Linked DNA regions of Homo sapiens: region 2 is linked to region 1. A link is an interaction called in ENCODE POLR2A ChIA-PET data of the cell type or tissue named here. Cell type or tissue: MCF 10A. All regions are shown on one strand. Each heading gives the region's core, and the rest is flanking DNA. Links, peaks and the distances in the headings are about the cores only.

Region 1 (9,189 bases), core at 893-8,892:
AGGAGCTCGCTGAGTGGGGTAGGGAAATAGACAAGCCAGCTTGTAGGTAAGCCCAACGGAGGCTGCGGAGCCCAGGGGAGATGCTTTGCACAATCACAGAAGGCTTCCCTGAAGACCTGGGGCTGAAGTTGAAGCCTGAAAGACCTGAGAGTGAGCTGAGCCTGGGAGAGCCAGTGTGCCAAGCAGAGGGAACATTCTGGAATGGAGTGTCAGCCATCTTCTGCTTTTCCAGAAGGCGGCAGCAGGCGAGGAGGAGATGGCTGTAGCGTATGTGCCCCACAGCGTCTGCCTTGATGGCTATCAGAGGAGGGTCCAGGCACCTTCCCAGAGACCTTTACACCTGTGGGAAGTGGAAGGCTGTGGTCCCCCTGCAGGATGCTATCCGCTGACACTGGCTGGAGCTTAGCATTTGTCAGGCCCTGTGCTGGGCGTTTTACACACACAGACATGCACTGTCACATCAACTTTGTGGGGAGAGACTATTCTTTTAGAGAGGAAGAAATCGTGTCTGAGAAAGATTAAGCCACTTGTCCGGGTCACAGTCCCTGAACAGGGAAGATGGGTCTGTGTCTGACTCTGAAGCCCCTGCATGTGACTTCAAGTCTCATCTTGAGACAGAGCCATGTCAGCTATTTTAACAGAAACATGGTTTTCAGAATCCCAGTCTCAGCATCACAGGGCAGAGCACAGAAGGGTGGGTGTAGGGCTCAGGGACAATGCTTCGTCATGAACCCCAAGCTGCTTCTCCCCATCCTGGGTCTGGAACCAGAAGGCCCCATGGGAGGTCAGGTGATTGTTGGCTGTGGTTGGGCTGGGCAGAGCCACGGACCAGGTGACTTCAGGACACTTTGGTGCTCAGAAGACTGGCTTAGAAGGGAGGCTGTGGGCACATGAGTCCAGCTGCTCCTAGGACCGGCCGTTGGATCCCAAACCCTTCAGTGCCTCATCCTATGTTGCCTTTTTCTCAGCTGTTGCCATCTGGTTGTGCCTTCTTCTGCATCTTCCTGCACTGCAGAGCAGCCCCCCTCCCCAAAAAAGCAATTTCCCCAATTCCTTTGCACCTGGGATATTTGAGATGCAATTCTGCTCCTCCAGCTGAGGGTGGTGAGGCCAAGTCGTCCCCCTGCTGCATCGAGCTTTTCCATTCTGCACTGCAGTGACCAGCCATTAGCTTTGTGGGAGACAAGGGGTCTCTACGTTGGTGAGGGCTTCTTGATTGCAGGGTCACAGCTTCTGCTGCGTGTTCTGGAAGCTAATACTTTCAGCAGCCTCTGGGTCTCTGCTTTCCTGATGGAGGCAGATGTGCCAGATTCCTGGGAGGCCAGTTCTGCCATGTTTTTGCACAGACCCGGTCCAGAGCCTGCTCCTCATGAACTTCCAGTGGCTTTTGTAAGCACTTGATGCCTCGTGCTAATTTCTTTCCTTTCTGGAATAAGTAAAGCAACAGCTCTTTGTGCTTGTAAGTGAACCCAGGTGACTTAGATCATGCCTGTACTCTTTACACCAACACTGATTCCTTCTTACAGGTGAGAAAACTCAGGCCCAGAGTATTTCAGCATCTGTTGGAGGTCACACTAATTGTCAGTGTCAGAACCACAACCCAAAGCCAGATCCCTATCTCCTACCTTGTTCCTCCCCACCTAACCCTCTGAGGATGTGACTTGTCACTGGGGTGAGAGTGCGGTCTGCAGCTCTGTATCTGACTTGCAAATTATAAAATGTGTTCCACTTGTGTGCTGAATTAATTGACGCCCTGATTCTTGTTTGTTTCAACGGTGTGATTAAAACAATGATGATGATTCTCCCTTGGGGTCTATCAGATAAAGTGGCTGTGATTGACAGGGCCCTGCACCCACACAGTGGCTCTGTAGAGCCTGCAGAGTGGGTGGCCCACACTCCTGATCCTCATCCCTGGCCCAGAGCCTAAACAGAGGACTTTTTTCCTTCCTGAAAAGCAGAATGGTATAGAGGGCTCCACCATTCATCAGGCACACATTAAGCCCAGGTACTTGGTCCCTGGGAGATACATGCCATCTTGCAATATCCCCTTGCAGTGAGGACACCCATCACCCTTGCACAGATCAAGAAACTTCGTTCTTGAAGGTCACAGTGTAACTGCCCAACAAGTTCTTCTTACCCATTGCCCAGATGAAGCTGATTTATTAAAACAAGGGAAAGAGTTTAATACATGAAGAGCTGGGTAAATGAGAGATCAGAGTTTTATTATTACTCACATTAGCTTCCTTGAAAATTTGGGGACTAGGGTGTTTCAAAGATAGTTTGGGTGGGCAGGGGCTAGGGAATGGATGCTGCTGATTGGTTGGGCATGCAATCACAGGGGTGTGGAAAACAGTCCTTGAGGCTGAGTCCACTACTGGGTGGGGGCCACAGGTCATGTTGAGTCAAGAGTTGCTGGTCCTAGTGGGGCCATCTGGTCCTCAGAAATGCAAAAGCCTGAGAAGACATCTCTAAAGGCCAATCTTAGGTTTTACAATGATGATGTTATCTGCAGGAGTAATTGGGGAAGTAACAAATCTTGCAATGGCTGGAATAATGACTGGTCATCACTTAACCACAGATTCAGGCCCTTCTCATCCTCCTAACCTTGGTGGCCTTTCATTAGTGTTATAAAGGGGGTTAGTTTTTTGGGAAGGGCTATTATCATTTAAACTATAAACTCAATTTCTCCCAAAGTTAGCTTGGCCCACACCCAGGAACAACCAAGGGTGGTTTGGAGGTTAAACACAAGATGGAGTTGGTTAGGTCAGATCTCTTCTGTATCATAATTTTCTCACTGTTATAAGTTTTGCAAAGTCAGTTTCAACAGTTAATAAGCAGTGCAAGGTGGGGCTGTAGTTTTGACCTGCTTGGACTCTGAGAATATAGGAAAAATAAAACTCAGTTTCTCCTATCCTTGGCTCTTACAACACAAAAGGCTTCTGACACCAAATGTATGTGGGTTTACCCCCATACAGCAAGCAAATAACCAATTCTGCAGTGGACACCAGCTATGTGTCCTCTAATTCAGTTCAATTCCCACACTACCTGGAGATAGTGTCAGATTGCACAGGTTGAGGGCTGAGTCCCACAAGACTGTGCCTGCCTCACTTCAATACCAATTGCAAGCCCCTGGTGTTTTACCTTTGCTTGTGATCACTGGCTATAAATTGAGATTCCCCTCCCCCTTAGATTCGATTAATTTGCTAGAGTAGCTCACACATCTCAGGGAAACACTTACTTATGTTTACTGTTACAGGTAGTTAGATAGGCATGAGTGGGGCAGGAGAGGGCTCTCCCCATACCCACTAGGAATATCAGGTGATGGTCTGATGATTATCATTTTATCACTAAAAATGATCATTTGCAGCCACAGGGAGACACAATCTCCTGATGATCCACAACTATTGACATTGAAAGTGTTAACTGAATATAGACACCAGGGAGAAGAAACTTCCTGGGCATGCTCACTACGAGACAAGATGGCAAAGTATGATGTTCCAGGAGCTTACCACTGGGAAAGGGAAGAAAACCTCAGATGGGCACGCATACAACTTCCTAAACACACTGCACATGCTCAGTTCCCAAGGGTAGGGAGAACACTGCACGCATGCGGGTAGCCCACCCTAAGGAAAGAATCATGGGAAAGAGGCAAGCCTGGAAAGTGCTAGGATGGGCCGGGCGTGGTGGCTCATGCCTGTAATCCTAACATTTTGGGAGGCCGAGGCAGGCGGATCGTGAGGTCAGGAGATGAGACCATCCTGGCGAACACGGTGAAACCCCGTCTCTACTAAAAATACAAAAAATCCGCCAGGTGTGGTGGCAGGCACCTACTGTAGTCCGAGCTACTCGAGAGGCTGAGGCAGGAGAATAGTGTGAACCTGGGAGGTGGCTCTTGCAGTGAGCCAAGATTGTGCCACTGCACTCCAGCCTGGGTGACAGAATGAGACTCCGTCTCAGAAAAAAAAGAAAGTGCTAGGATGAAAGTTAAATGCTCTCTTCTCTCTTTGACCTTCAGGCACCCTCTTGGATCTCTTCTAAGTGAACTTTCCTTGCTTTCCTGTTCTAAAGCCTTTTTAAACAAACTTCCACTCCTGCTCTGAAACTTGCCTTGGTCTCGTTTTCTGCTTTATGCACGTCAGTCTAATTCTTTCTTCTGAAGAGGCAAGGACTGAAGTTCCTGCAGACCCCTACAGATTTGCCACCAGTAACTCGGGGTAACTCGGATCTCTTCCACCGCTAACGTTACCAGTGTATTACAAGGATATTACAAGGGATACAGATAATGAGATGCAGAGGGTGGAGTATAAGGAAGGGATGTGGAGCTCTCATGTCCTCTCCAGGCACCACCCTCCAGGGACCTCCATGTGTTCAGCTGTCTGAAGCTCCCTGAACCCGGTCCTTGTGGGGTTTTACGGAAGCTTCATTATGGAAGCACGATTCATTACCTTCTTGGCCTTGGTGATCAACTCAACTCAACATTCAGCCCCCTCCCCAGCCCTCCCCAGAGGTCCAGTTGGGTGGAGCTGAAACTGTCAACCCTCTAATCACATGGTTGGTACCCCCGGCAACCAGCCCCCATCCATAGTCTGTCCAGGATCCCCCTGCCATCAGTCAACTCATTAGCATACAGAAAGTCACTCATCCTCTTGGAGATCCCAAGGATGTGGGGAGTTGTGTACAGGGGTTGATGGGTCTGACTCTTCTCATCACCTGCTTCAGGGCAAGGCAAGGCTTGACTCAGGCCTGGGCAAGCACCGCATTCCATCCCCTGATTACAAAGATTCCATGGTGGGGAGTGGTGGGTAGCATGTGATCCAAACAAAGGAAGCCTGGTTCTGCCTCTTCTCTTGAACTTTTAGGAAAGAGAAAACCCATTCTTTCCATTGGACTTAAAGACATAAGCATGGGGCTGCTGGAGTTACCATAGTCAACTCCTGTCAGAGAATGAAACCTGCGGCAGGCAGAGCCACAAAGAGAGAAAAGACTGATTCCTGGAATTCTTGATGACATCGTTCACAATGCTGGATCCAGCCCCAACTGAAACCATTGTGAAACTGTCTCCACAGGGTTGACAATTGCATCCTGGGTTCTGGACAGAAATAATTATAATTAAGCATTCATCAGGCTGCCCTTAGGCCCACTTCCTTGTTACTAAAAGTCACTTAGCACTAGATACTGATCATTTGCATACCATTGTTCCTATAGGCGAGATCCCGGACATTAGAATCATAAGGCTTTTATTTAATTCAGATGTATTTCAGACCTGAATTCCAGCGACCAGTTTGAAGACCCCCAGAGAAGAAACAAAATCGGCTTTGCAAAATTATAGCTGAGGAAATTATGACAGTGAAAGAAATAAGACCTGACTGACTCCATCTTGCTTCTAACCTTTAAGCTGTCCTTGTTCATTCCTGGGCGTGGGCTAAACTAACTTTGGGAAGGAATTCAGTTCGTGGTTTGACTCTGCAACAAAATTGGTAACAGCCCTTTCCTGAAAAGACCCCCTTCTTGCCTGGGGTCTAGTTTGCCTTTCCAGGACTAACAAATTAGCTACAAGATTAGAAAGTACAGTTTAGGGCTCATGCAGCCTCTGGCTTCAAGAGTCTTAATTGCCCCAAATTGCTCCTGGAGAAAACATCACTATTGTAAAATCTAAGATCAGTGCCTGAGGTATTTTGCAGACCCTGCACTGGATGGATCAGCTGAACTGGCTCAACCAGTTCCGCCATCCCACCCAGGAACAGAAGACGGCAAGAAAACCTCCTTCGACCCCCGCTGATTCCATCTCCAACCTGACTAATCAGCTCTCCCCACTTCCCAAGCCTCTAACTGCCAAATTATCTTTAAAAACTCTGATCCCCAAATGCTTAGGGAGACTGATTTGAGTAATAACAAGGCTCTGGTCTCTTGCACAGCCAGCTCTGTGTGAATTACCCTCTCACCATTGCAATTCCCCTGTCTTGATAAATCGGTTCTGTCTAGGCAGCAGGCAAGGTGAACCCATTGGGTGGTTACAGAAAGGGATCCACGTGAGAATACAGCTTCTTCCTCTCCCTCACCCATGACTTCACCCTGCACTCCTCGACCAATCAATGATACCTGTACTTTGGCCTACTCCAAAACCTGAACCCCAGATTCCTAGGGGAGGTGGAGTTGAGGTTTTCTCCCATCACCTCATTCAATGACCCTATGATGAAACCTCTTTCTCTGCTGCAAGCCGGTGTCTTGGTGTATGGACTGGTTGTGTGTGTAGGGCAATGAACCTATTATGGTTACAATCACCTCCCCCTGGGTTTCTCAGTTATGCCAAACGATGAATTCCTCACTTTTCTGCAGCCAGTTAGAGGTGGCACCTTAGTCCCTTTAATTTCACTATGTCCTGGCTGCTACGCAGCTCTTTTTTCCAGATTTGCCTGATGTTCTGCCCACCAAACTAAGCTGCCCCCAACTGATGGCTTAAGCCTGGATTAAACTAAGCTACAAACAGCTGAATTCCTCGAGAGTGGCCAACCTAGCCTCTCTTGTGTGACAGACACTCAAGATTCAACCAGTGACACCTCTTTTATTTCTCCAAATTCACTTAAGGTCCAGTGTCACCCTCTTGGAGATCTCTCTGCCCGCTTCCCTGGATTACCTATGAGCCCTGGGGCATGGCAGGAAGGTGACCTGAGCAGGAGACAGCGCACTGAGATTTGAAGGATGAGTCTGCATTGTTCTTGTTACCGAACCAAGCTTGAGTCCACCCACCTCGGTGCAGCAAAGCCAAACCCTGACATCAGGATTTGCAGCGAGAGAAAGTGAGGCATTGATTGCAGGGCTCCAGGCAAGCGGAATGAGGCAGCTAATGCCTAAAACCTGAACTTCCCCATGGCTTACATTGTAAGTGTTTTTCAAGGTGAGGAGACAGAATTACAGGCAAAGTCATAAACTGACACATGGAAGTTGCACATTGGTTTAACTTAAAAAAGCAAAGCATCTCCAGCAGGGTCTACAAGTCAAAGGTGAATTCAAAGATTCTTTCATTTGTGTTTGATTAAGGAAGCAAAAGTTTTTCTAAAAAGTTGGGGTCAACAGAAAGGAATGTTAAGCCCTGGGCTCTGAATATGACTTCCTCCAGGCCTCTCGGGCAGAAATTTAGAACAAAGAATGGGAGGGTCACCATTCAGTCCTTGGTTCCTTCTTATCTGAGGTCTCTGTGCCAGCAGATGCCATCTTCCATGTGATGGGGGTCTGGGTTTCTGAAAAATAATTCAGGGACATATATGGAGATGTTATCCTTAGTTTCTATAGGAAGCCGAACATTTTGTGGCTCTAACTTCCTGGGCTATTATTTTCAGCTATTATTACCTTCTCACGTATCAGGTTGCTCATTTAATTTTCAAAGCTAGTGAGGTGCCTGGAATTTCCCTTGAAGGAACTCAAGGTTTTCCTTTCATTCCATGCCTGGGGAAGCCCAGCGGGCTCCTAAGAGGGGTCCTTGTGTAGCAGGACGAGCCACAGACAAAACCTCTCAGACACTGAGTTGTAGAAGGAAGGGCTTTATTCAGCTGGGAGCATCGGCAAGCTACTGTCTTAAAATCCGAGCTCCTCAAGTGCACAATTTCTGTCCCTTTTAAGGGCTCACAATGCTACAGACTTCACATGAAAGGGTCGTGATTGATTGAGCAATCTAGGGGATATGTGACAGAGGTTTCATGCCCTGGTAGTCAGAGTGAAACAGAACAGGGCAGGGAGTATCACAATGTTCCTTCATACAATGTCGGGAATCTATGGATAATATCGGTTTCTAAGTCATGAGTTGATTTTTAACTACTAGGTTTAGGCCAGGCAGGCCTAGGTCCGGTTTTGGGCCTGGCGCGGGGCTGCCTGTCTTTGATTTCACTTCCTTGTTTTTTTCTTAAAACAGGTACTGAGTATAAAACAATATAAAACAATATGAGAGGGTCTCTCTCTTCCCTCACTTGCTCCATCACATTTTATCAAAGGGAGCAGGAGGAGTGCATTTCAGGGGAATATCAGCTTGTGTGAAGGAAGACACAAATGAGAGAGCAGGGGAAATGGCTTGGAGTTTTAAGGTAGAGTGCAGGGAGTCCAATAGCATTTTTAAAAGATTTTCCACTAAAATATCATAAACATAGAGACAAGTGTGCGTGGCCTAAGTACAAAGCTCGATGAATTCTCACCAAGAGAACACATCCAGGTCACACACATATGGATCCAGAAACAGAACACAACCAGGAACCCGTGAACCTTCAGGTCCCTTTCCAGTCACCGTGCTTCCCAGGGCAATGTCTATCCTGACTTCTCACACCCACTTCAGGGCGTAATTTTGCCTACTTTTAACTTCATGGAAACGGAACCAAATAACTTGTGCTCTCTAGTGCCTGGTTTCTCTCATTCAACACTGTGAGATGCGTCCTTATCAACAACACACGTAGCTGTACGTCGTTTGCTCTCATTGATATAAGGCAGGGGTCAGCAAACTCTTTTTGTAAAGAGCGACAGTAAATATTTGAAGCATCACTGGTCCTTTGATCTCTGTCCCAGCTCAATTTTTCTGTTATGACATGAAAGCAGCCATAGGAAATATTTAAATCAATGAATGGAGCTGAATTTTGTAAATAAAATTTTGTAAGTCTCATTCATCGAATGAACTTTATTTTGTAAATAAAGTTTCGATGAATGAAACTTTATCTACAAAAATTGGCAGCCTGGATTACAAACATAGTTTGCCAGCTCCGTGCTCTACAGTATTCTGTTGTGTGAATATACCACCATTTGTTCATCTCATCTACTGATGAACTTCAAGGTAGGCTTTAGTTTGGGACGACTTACGCATAGTGCTGCCGTGAACATTCTTGTACGTGTGTTTGTTGAACGTGTCCACATTTCTGTTGGGTATGTTCCAAGAGGTAGGATTGCTGGGTTGAAACTTATACATCTGTTCAGCTTTAGAAGATGCTGCCAAACAGTTTTGCAAAGTGGTGGTACCAGTTGCATCTCTCCCTCCCCATGACCAGCAGTGGATGCATGTTCCAGTTGCTTCACTTCCTTAATGTGTGATGTTTTCACCTTAACCTTTCAGGTGGATGTGTACTTGTATCATTTTATGGTTTTAATTTGCATTTCCCTGATAAATAATGAAGCTGAGCAGTTTTTCATATGTTTACAGCCATTTGGGGTATTGGC
Region 2 (9,189 bases), core at 577-8,576, 65 kb before region 1:
TATTATCTCTAGGATCTCATCTAATTTTGACAACAGCAATGCAAAGAAAAGTGTCCTCACCCCTGTTTGAAACAGAGAAGACTGAGGCTTAGAGAGAAAGCTATTTGCCCAGGGTCACCCCAGCAGTAAGTGATAGAACTAGAAAGGGTTCAAGTCCCGGCGAGTCAGCACCTTCCCCTCACCTCTTCCCCTATCAGTCACACCCACCAGCCCTGCATGTTCATCGCTGTGTGTGACAGGTATTAATGATGTGGAAGGTGGGGCAGAGATTACAAAACAGCAGCCCACAGCTTGGACCCAGTCCACAGATTTGCTGTTTCGTCCCATTTTGTTTAAGATCTACTTTACATATGGTTAATTTCAGGCTTTTTAGCTTTTGGTCATGGGATCTTTGGTGAACATCCCATTGTGCAACCATCACCAAGGTGCAGAGTGTTTTCACCATCCCCCAAATTCCCTCCTGCTGCCTCTTTGTGGTCAAGCTCTCCCCGACCCTCAGCTCCTAGCAGCCACTTCATCTGTTTTTGGGTCATACAGTTTTGCTTTTGCAAGATGGCTTCTTTCACCTGTGGCTGAATGCACTTGAGATTCATGCAAATCATTGTGGGTGCCTCAGAGTGGCTGCGTTTCCCCTTAGATGGGTGTGTGTCATCAGTTCACCACAGTCCCCACCTGGTCTTCACTTTACCTGCCTGTTCCAGAGAGCACTGGAGTCTGAATTCCCTTGGTGGAGTATTTGACAGCAGCATGGTTTTTGGAGGCACATGACCTGGGTTTAAGTCCCAGCCTTGACTGATGGTAACCCCATGACCCTGGCCCCTGTGACTGCCCCTCTCCAGACTTCAGTTTCTCCAGCGATAAAATGGGAGCGATATTCCGACCTGAAAGAGAAATTGGTGAAGATTTATTAAATACACTAACACGTGGTAGGTACCTCTAACCACGCTTGGCACCTCGGAGGTGATCCATTAATATCGGCTCTTGTCATGGAGTTTGTTGAGAGGCACTGAGGCCTGTTCAGAGGTGCAGTCTGCACACAGGAGCAAATGGCCAGCTTGGGTGGGATGACTCTAGCCACTTACTAAACCACGTGGTGTCCTGCCCTGTGGGGAACATTGATACAATTGCCATACATCACTCCCTGGTCTTAGGGCACAAGCGGGATGTTAATGAACAAAAAAAGCACTCTCATTGGCAGCATTATTCATCATAGTTTGCTGGCTGCCCAGGTCTGGCCTCTTGTTTCAAGTCACAGCTCGTTGAAAACATTAAAAAAAAAAAAAACAAACCTTGAGGCTCTCATTTCTGTCCTTTCCTCCCATCTTAGCTTTTGTTAATCATGTCCCCAAAGACCTTTTAAAAAGGAGAAATGGCAAATGATCTGGCTTTTCCAAACCACTGGTCATCTCTGGTATGAACTGTTTGTATGTTTGAGAAGCTGGAATTCCACAGATGATTGATGGGCGGGGAGGAGAGGTGTAGAATTATCCAGAGAAGCAGAGGAGGGGGTGGCTTGAAGCTGGAATTCCACAGACACTTGATGGGCAGGGGGGAGTGGTGTAGAATTATCCAGAGAAGCGGAGGAGGGGGTGGCTTGTTCTCTGCCTCTTTTATGCAGCAGAACTTTCAGAAGGGAAAAAGCGTGGGTGTTGGGAATTCCTAATGGCAAGAATTCATGGAAACGTCATGTTACATATCTGCCGCTGTGGGTGCTGAGCAGAGCGGCAGATGGGGCCGGCGCGGAAATAGTCATATTCCGCCACTTCCTAGTGTGCCAAACACTCATCACTCGCGTCATCTCCCTGGACTGTCACAGCCCCTTTGTGAGGAAGGCAGGACCAGAAGTCACATCTCATTTTGCAAATTCCAGAACCGAGACTCAGATGCCAGGTGACTTGCCCAGGGTCCCCACATCAAGAGGCAGTGACATGAGTGGTCCTGGGACTTAAGCCACAGTCTTCTGCCCCTTGCTTTTTCTGCTATAGCACGGGTTGGGCCTGTGGTGTGATTTGAACACTACTGGGGAATCTGTATGGGGTTATGGCCTGCCTGTCCTGCAGCAAGGTTGCTGGAAACTTCCTTGGGGTCAGGTCTGCACCTCATGCATTGGGTATCACTCCCTTCCCTGCTTCCCTTGGTGCCTAGAACTCATTCGACGTCCAATCTCAGGCAAATGCCTTCTTATCTCTGTGTCACCTCTGTTTCCTCATTTGTCAAATGGGCATAACTGTCACTGTTCATGTGCTCAACACACAGGACAACTCTTTTGTCTCTCTCTCTTTTTTTTTTTTTTAAATAGACGTGGGGTCTCGTTATGTTGCCCAGGCTGGTCTCAAACTCCTGGGCCTGAGTGATCCTCCCACCTTGGCCTCCCAAAATGCTGGGACTATAGGCATGAGCCACCACACCTGGCCCAGGACAACTCTGTTAATTGAACCATCGACTACCCCCCTCTTATCATTGAGAAGGAACCATTGGATTGGCAACACAGAAGTCACTGGTGACCTTAACTAAGGCTGTCTCCTTGTGAATGGGGAAGAATGCCCAATGGGAGTGGGCCCAAGACACAATGTGGGGAGGCGACCAGGAGGCAGCAAATAGAGTCCGCTGTGATAAGGTGTTCATCTGTCAATGGGATCAGAGAAGTAGGATAGTAGCTGAGGGTTCACATGGGTCTGGCAAGGATTTTTTAAATGGCAGGCAAAGCTTTCAGCTGGAAGTGAGAATGCAGAGTTGGGCTGGAGAGGAAGAGGAGCAGAAATAGCCTCTAAGACCTAATTTTTGGTTACTGTGAAGATGAAAAGATATGACCTACAGAAAGCATCTGGCGTTGCTTGATTTGGTCACAGAGGGAAAGGAAAGGACTGCCTGGGATTTTAAATAACATATCACGGTGTGTTAGTACACATTTCCATCTAGGCTTCCCCTGTTGCTAAGGAATAATTAAATAATTTAAATACTTTTAAATAATTGAGAGATTCCCAGAATCTTTATTTCAGCCCAGTATGTCCCATGCATCTGTGCATTTTGGTCTGTGCGTGTGTTTTGATAGTAAAAGGAGACATGAGAGTCTCTCTTTCCAGATGAGTCCAGTCCTACACACCCTCCCCAGGACGCCAGGGGTATCTGGGGCTTTTTCGTTTGCTGGTGACCAAACCTGTCCCTGGCTTCCATCTTCAGTTCTTCCCAATTCTTTAATCCCTTAGTCCAGGCTTTGCTCCCTCCCTTCCCCTCCAGCCGACCCACCACCCCCGCTCATCCAGGTCTCCATCAATTCTCAGTTGATCTAATAGAAGTGCCTCCCCAGCCTCCCTGACTCCAGTCTCTCCCTGCCCCTATTCATCCTGCTTAGTAATGTTGAAATCCGGCATTGCTCGTGCTGCTAAAGAACACTAGTGTCTTTGGTTCTGCAAGCATAAAATATAAATGACCAGGCCTCAGTTCACTTCATTTCCCCAGACATATGCTGTCTCGGAGAAGGCAGATCTTGTTGTTCTCGGAACACCCTGAGTTCTTTTCATTTTAACTTTTTTAATGTGTTCCCATTGCTCTTGGGATAAAACTCAAACTCCTCACCATGTCTTTTCAGGCTGATGGCATCTGCACTCTGCCCACTTTTCCAACAACATCTCCTGCCCCCATCAAAGTAAGCAGTTCGTGCCTCAGGACCTCTGCACTGGCTGTTTCTTTGTCCTGGAATTCTCTGTCCCATCTCTTCACATGCCCGGGTCTTACTTCAGCTTCAGTGAGACTCCTCCAAAAGGCTGTTTCTTTGCAAGCTATTCCACTGCTCCGGTTTATTTTCTGACTGTCATTTTGTTCACTTGCTTCGTGGAATTTGACACAATTTGAAGTGGACTTGCTGCTGTGTCATCTGTCCTCCCACTGGGTGCCAGCTCTGTAGGGCAGGAGCTCTTCCCTCTCTTGGCCACTGCCAGCTCCCCAGTGCCTAGAGCAGGGCCCCGACCGAGTGGGAGCTCAGCAGTATTGTTGAGTGGATGAACATCCCTTGCCCTCGCCCGTCACCGCACCCCTGTGCAATCTGTCCTGTCTGTTTTGTTCACTACTGTGCCCCCAGTACCTGAGACCGTGTCTGGCACATAATGTTTGCTCAATAGATAATCCTTGAAAGACAAGTTGAATTAAAAACGCACATCCAGCCCCACTTGACCCCGGAATTCAGCCTTGACTGACTTATACGTTGCTCATTTCCTCTCGGGTTCATCACCAAATGGGGCTCTTTTCCTGCTGTTTATGAAGTCACCAACTGCAGATACTTGAGAAGGGCTCCACCGGTTTTTGTTTTTTGTTTTTTTGAGACAGAGTCTCACTCTGTCACCCAGGTAGGAGTGCAGTGGCATGATCTCGGCTCATTGAAACCTCCGCTTCCCAGGTACAAGCGATTCTCCTGCCTTAGCCTCCTGACGTAACTAGGATTACAGGCATGGGCTATCATGCCCGGTGAATTTTTGTATTTTTATTAGAGATGGGGTTTCACCATGTTGTTCAGGCTGATCTCGAACTCCTGACCTCAAGTGATCCACCTACCTTGGCCTCCCAAAGTGCTGGGATTACAGGAGTGAGCCACCACGCCTGGCCACCGCTCATAAACTTCCATGAGAAAAGCAGTGTTAGCTCCATCTTACAGGTGAGGAAGAACGAGGCCAGGGAATCCTGTAACTTGCCCTCCAGCCCCGTAATTGCTGAGAGGTGGAGTCATTCATTTGTGGAGCGTGATGTTGCCTTGGTGTTGCTGCTGGGAGGAGGGAACACATATGAGCCTGTGAGTCTTTGAAGGGGAGTTCCAGGCACTCCAGGTCCCACGGAGACAGGGAGGTTCCTGGAAATGAAGCTTACGCTTGAAGGATGAGAAAGTATGAACCACGCATGGTGTAGGTGTGGACCGGGAGTGAAAGGCGTTCCAGGCAGAGAGAATGGCGTTTGCAAAGGCCTCAAGCCTCAAGAGCTCAGGGACCGCTGGGGGGAAAGTGAGCAGAGGAGAGGATGATTTTTTTTTTTTTTCCCGACAGCAACTTTCCTTTTCATAGCCAATTATATTAAGATAGAATTCACATGCCATAAGATTCCCTCCTTTAAAGTATAGAATTCAGGAGTTGTTAGTACATTCACAGTAGTGCAGACATAGCCACTATTAATTCCAGAACATTTTTCGGTATCCCAAGAAAGAAACCCTGTGCCCATTGGCAGTCACACTCCGTTGTGCCAACTCCCTCAACCCTTGGCAACCACGATCCGCTTTCTGTATCTATGGATTGGCCTATCTGGACATCTCACATAAATGGAATCGTAGTCTTTGTGACTGGCTTCTTTACTTAGCAAGTGTGTTTTTTATTTGTATTTTTTTAATGTAGTAAAATACATGTAACGTCAAATTTACCATCTTAACTTGGTGGTTGTTACTATCATTGCTCAGGCTGGAGGGCAGTGGTGCGATCTCAGTTCGCTGCAATCTCCACCTCCCAGGCTCAGGTGATCTTCCCACCTAAGCCTCTGAATAGCTGGGACTATAAGTGCATGCATCACCGCACTGGCTAATTTTTGTATTAACTTTGTATAAATTTTATAGAGATGGGGTCTCACCATGTTGTCTAGGCTGGTCTCGAACTCCTGGGCTCAAGTAATCTGCCCACTTCAGGCTTTCAAAGTGCTGGGCGAACAAATATCTGTTCCAGTCCCTACTTTCAGTTCTTTTGGATATATGTTTACGTAGAAGTAGAGGGAGGATGACTTTTTAAAGTAAAAGCCCTCCTGCCATTTTCTTAAAAATGTTTCCCCTAGGACAGCTTGCCCCGTCAAACAAAGTGCCCCCTTGTAGCACTGTTTAATTAAATGACTGCAACCAGTGTACCGTGTGCACATCCAGGAACGTGCCATGTGCCCTTCCTCTCCTTCATAGAGCTGGGAACACTTCGTGGTTGTCGCTTAGTTGGTCTGGTGAGATGAGAGGAATGGCTCTGTGTTGACGGCGCTGGCCACTTCCAGGCCTTCCTCTTCTAAGTCAGGGCTGCATTTGGCATAAACGGGTTCTAGCAGTCGAACCCCTGTTATCGCAAGAACTGCCTCCGTCTGTTTTGCATTGCTATGAAGCAATATCTGAGGCTGGGTAGTTTACAAAGAAGAGAGGTTTATTTGGCTCACTGTTCTGCAGGCTGTACAGGAAGCATGGCACCAGCATCTGCCTCTGGGGAGAGCCTCAGGAAGCTTATAATTATAGTGGACGGTGAACGGGGAGCAGGTGTGTAGCATGGTGAGAGAGGGAGCAAGAGAAAAGGGAGGAGGTGCCGGGCTCTTTAAACAGCAGCTCTCATGTGAATTAATAGAGTGAGAACTGACTCATTACCGCAGGGAGGACGCCAAGTCATTCATGAGGGAATCCACCCCCGTGACCAAAACACCTCCCACCAAGCTCCACCTCCAACATCGGGGATCACATTTCAACATGAGGTTTGCAGAGGACACACACCCAAACTATATCCAATTCATATTTATTATGTCCTTAGAAAGTGCTGGGCTCTGTACCAAGCAGTATATGTGGGTTATTCAATCAACGTGATACTTATGACGTGTGTAAGATGATTCCCACTTTACAGTTGAGGTCACTGGGGCACAGAGAAGGAAAGTAGTTTGCCCAGGGTTACAGAGCCAACGTAAGAGCCACAGTTTTGAGTGCGGGCATCCTGCCTCTAGATCTCATGCCCTTGTCCACTGAAATAAGCAATATAGCAGGCTGTTGAAGAGCCCAGGCTTAGCCATTTGCGAGCCCTATGACCCTGGAAATATTGTTTAACCTGTCTGAGCCTCAGTGTGACCATCCATAAAATGGGGACAGTGCTGTACCCACTTGAAACGATTATCCTGAGAGTTCAATGAGATGGTGTGTGTGGAGCTGGTGCATTGGGAGTTTCACTAAATATCAGTTCCTGTCGCAGGGAGAGAGTCAGGGTTGAGCAGACCAGCTTATGTCCTGGCTGGACCTTGGGTATTAGTGTGATTGTGGACTGTTCTTCAAAGCTGAGGCCAGCATGGGGAACATGGTTTAATGATCTCCCGCCTGGGCATTCAGTATCCGGGAGCTTGGATGTTTGCAGAGGCTGCTGGGATGGGGAGGGAACTTAGAGGCTCCTCGATAGTAGCACACGTCCTTGCTGCAACCCTAAATAATTGCTTTTCTCCCGAGGCTACTGCTTGCTCTGCCTGGGGTAGGAGCCAGGCTTGGGACTTGTCTTGGTGGCCCAGGGCTATTTCATTCAAGTTGGTGGACTCTGATTTTAATTGACTCTTGTGTGCCTTGAGACCATTTTCCAAGGAAAATGGATCATTAAGCCTGAGTTTGTCCTCAGAGAAGTTCCAAATGGTCTATGGCTCCTGGGTACAAGCAAGGATCATGGAAAGTCGTTTTGTGAAGTCTCAGTGAGATGTGCTTGTTCTGGACACTGAGTTCTGGTCCCAGGGATTCCAGTTCTCTCCAGCTCATGGTGGCAAAGAGCCTGTCTGATGGCACTGGTGTTGAATAATCTCCACCAAACACGAGGGGCAAATTTCAAGGATGGCTTTTACTCAGCAGGTTTCTTGGACAGGCTGGCATTGCTCCTTCCCCTTTGACCCTCCAGGATAACAAGCATGGACCACGGTGGCCTTGACGGAAATCCTAACCTAGCTAAAGACCCTCTCCCTGTCACTCAGTAGCTCTTTCTGTGTATGACATTCCCTTCTTTTCTTAACCCAGAGAGATCCTGACATTCCAGCAAAACCAAAACGAATCAAAACACTAGTCTGGCATCCTTAAAACAGCATTTTTTCAAAGTGTGGTCCATTGTCCAGCAGCACCAGAATGACTCAGGAGTAGAGGGCCACTAAAACATTAATAATAAACCCCCAAGCCAGACTCCAGGTCTACCGAATTAGAATCAGCTTAGAAATGTTGCTTTAACACAGGTGTGTTCTGTGGCTCAAATACCACAAGCGATGTTGCTGACAGGGACATGATTTGATGAAATGGTGAGTAAATTTTGGTAAAATTCTGAGCAAAAGAAAGTACAATACTCGCTTGTTTACATGGTAATGGGAGTTGCATTCCTGGGAGAATCATGTGGATAGAAACCATGCCCAGAATACTTTGTGCAGAACGGATTCAGACTTGGCCTCAGATACTTCTAAACATGTGTTTTACTTGGGGAGTATGGGGGACTTGGGGCAATTCTCTTTTCCGCAGGACTGTGATGTGCATGGCAGGGCAGTCGATAGCCCTCGCGCTCACCCTCTAAATGCCAATGGTGCCCCTAAAATGCTCCTGTGAATTTTCAAAATGCCCTATTGGGGGCAGTTCCATTTCTGTTGATGCCCACTGGTGTAGTGGAAAGGCTGGGCTTAGTATGAACCCTCCACTGATACCCTGTGTCATCCTTGAGTCAGCTAGCCTCACCGAACCTCTTCTCTCTAACATGGTGGGATATGCCAGGCATGGTGGTTCACATATATAACCTTAGCACTTTGAGAGGCTGAGGTAGGAGGATAGCATGATACTAGCCTGGGCAACATAGTAAGATCCCAGGTCTACAAAATTAAAATTAAAAAATGAGCAAGTGTGGTGGTGCATGCCTGTAGTCCCAGCTACTCTGGGACTGAGGTGAGAGGATCGCTTGAGCCCAGGAGTCTGAGGTTATAGTGAACTGTGATAGCACCACTGCACTACAGCCTGGGTGACAGAGCAAGACCCCATCTCTAAAAACAAATAAAACAAAAATAAGTAAAATAAAATGGGGGAAATAATAAACCTTCCCTCTAAAGAATTGTTTGAGGGTTAAATGATCCAATGTGTGTGCTATCCCTAACACAGCAATGGGCACACAGTCCACCCTGAATACCTGTTGTTCTTTGCTCTATTCCAGGTTAAACATGTTCTATAAAGGACCAGATAACAAATATCTTAGGCTTTGGGGGCTATATTGCCAGCCTCTCTTGCCACTTCTCAATTCTGCCGTTGTTGCAAGAAAGCAGCCATGGATGACACGTAACAAAGGTGCAGCTGTGTGCCAATAAAACTTTATTTGCAAAATCAGGTAGTAGGCCAGGTTTGGCCTGTGGCCTGATCCCGGGTCTATACCCATGGAATGTCTGTGTGCTACTTCTCCATCTGCTCAGCTGGATTAGAGTCTCCCTAGAGGCCCA

Evidence for each region. ChIA-PET counts read pairs that join two places held together with the same protein. Peaks named below come from ENCODE experiments on the same cell type or tissue, not always from the same donor. Only the 100,000 strongest peaks of a DNase experiment are listed, where the experiment ranks them.
Region 2: POLR2A ChIA-PET joins it to region 1 with 5 read pairs; 2 of 35 experiments call an interaction of 5 or more read pairs at or near these places.

What each region holds. Positions count from the first base shown.
Region 1 is chr20:51,253,978-51,263,166 of GRCh38, forward strand. No RefSeq gene overlaps it. Among named protein-coding and RNA genes, the nearest start is that of MIR3194, 190 kb to the right of the region's middle. RefSeq lists an enhancer at 4,323-5,522. In MCF 10A, for the core only: no CTCF peak of the experiment used is centred there; a DNase peak (open chromatin) is centred at 4,754.
Region 2 is chr20:51,189,372-51,198,560 of GRCh38, forward strand. No RefSeq gene overlaps it. Among named protein-coding and RNA genes, the nearest start is that of KCNG1, 170 kb to the left of the region's middle. In MCF 10A, for the core only: no CTCF peak of the experiment used is centred there; a DNase peak (open chromatin) is centred at 6,400.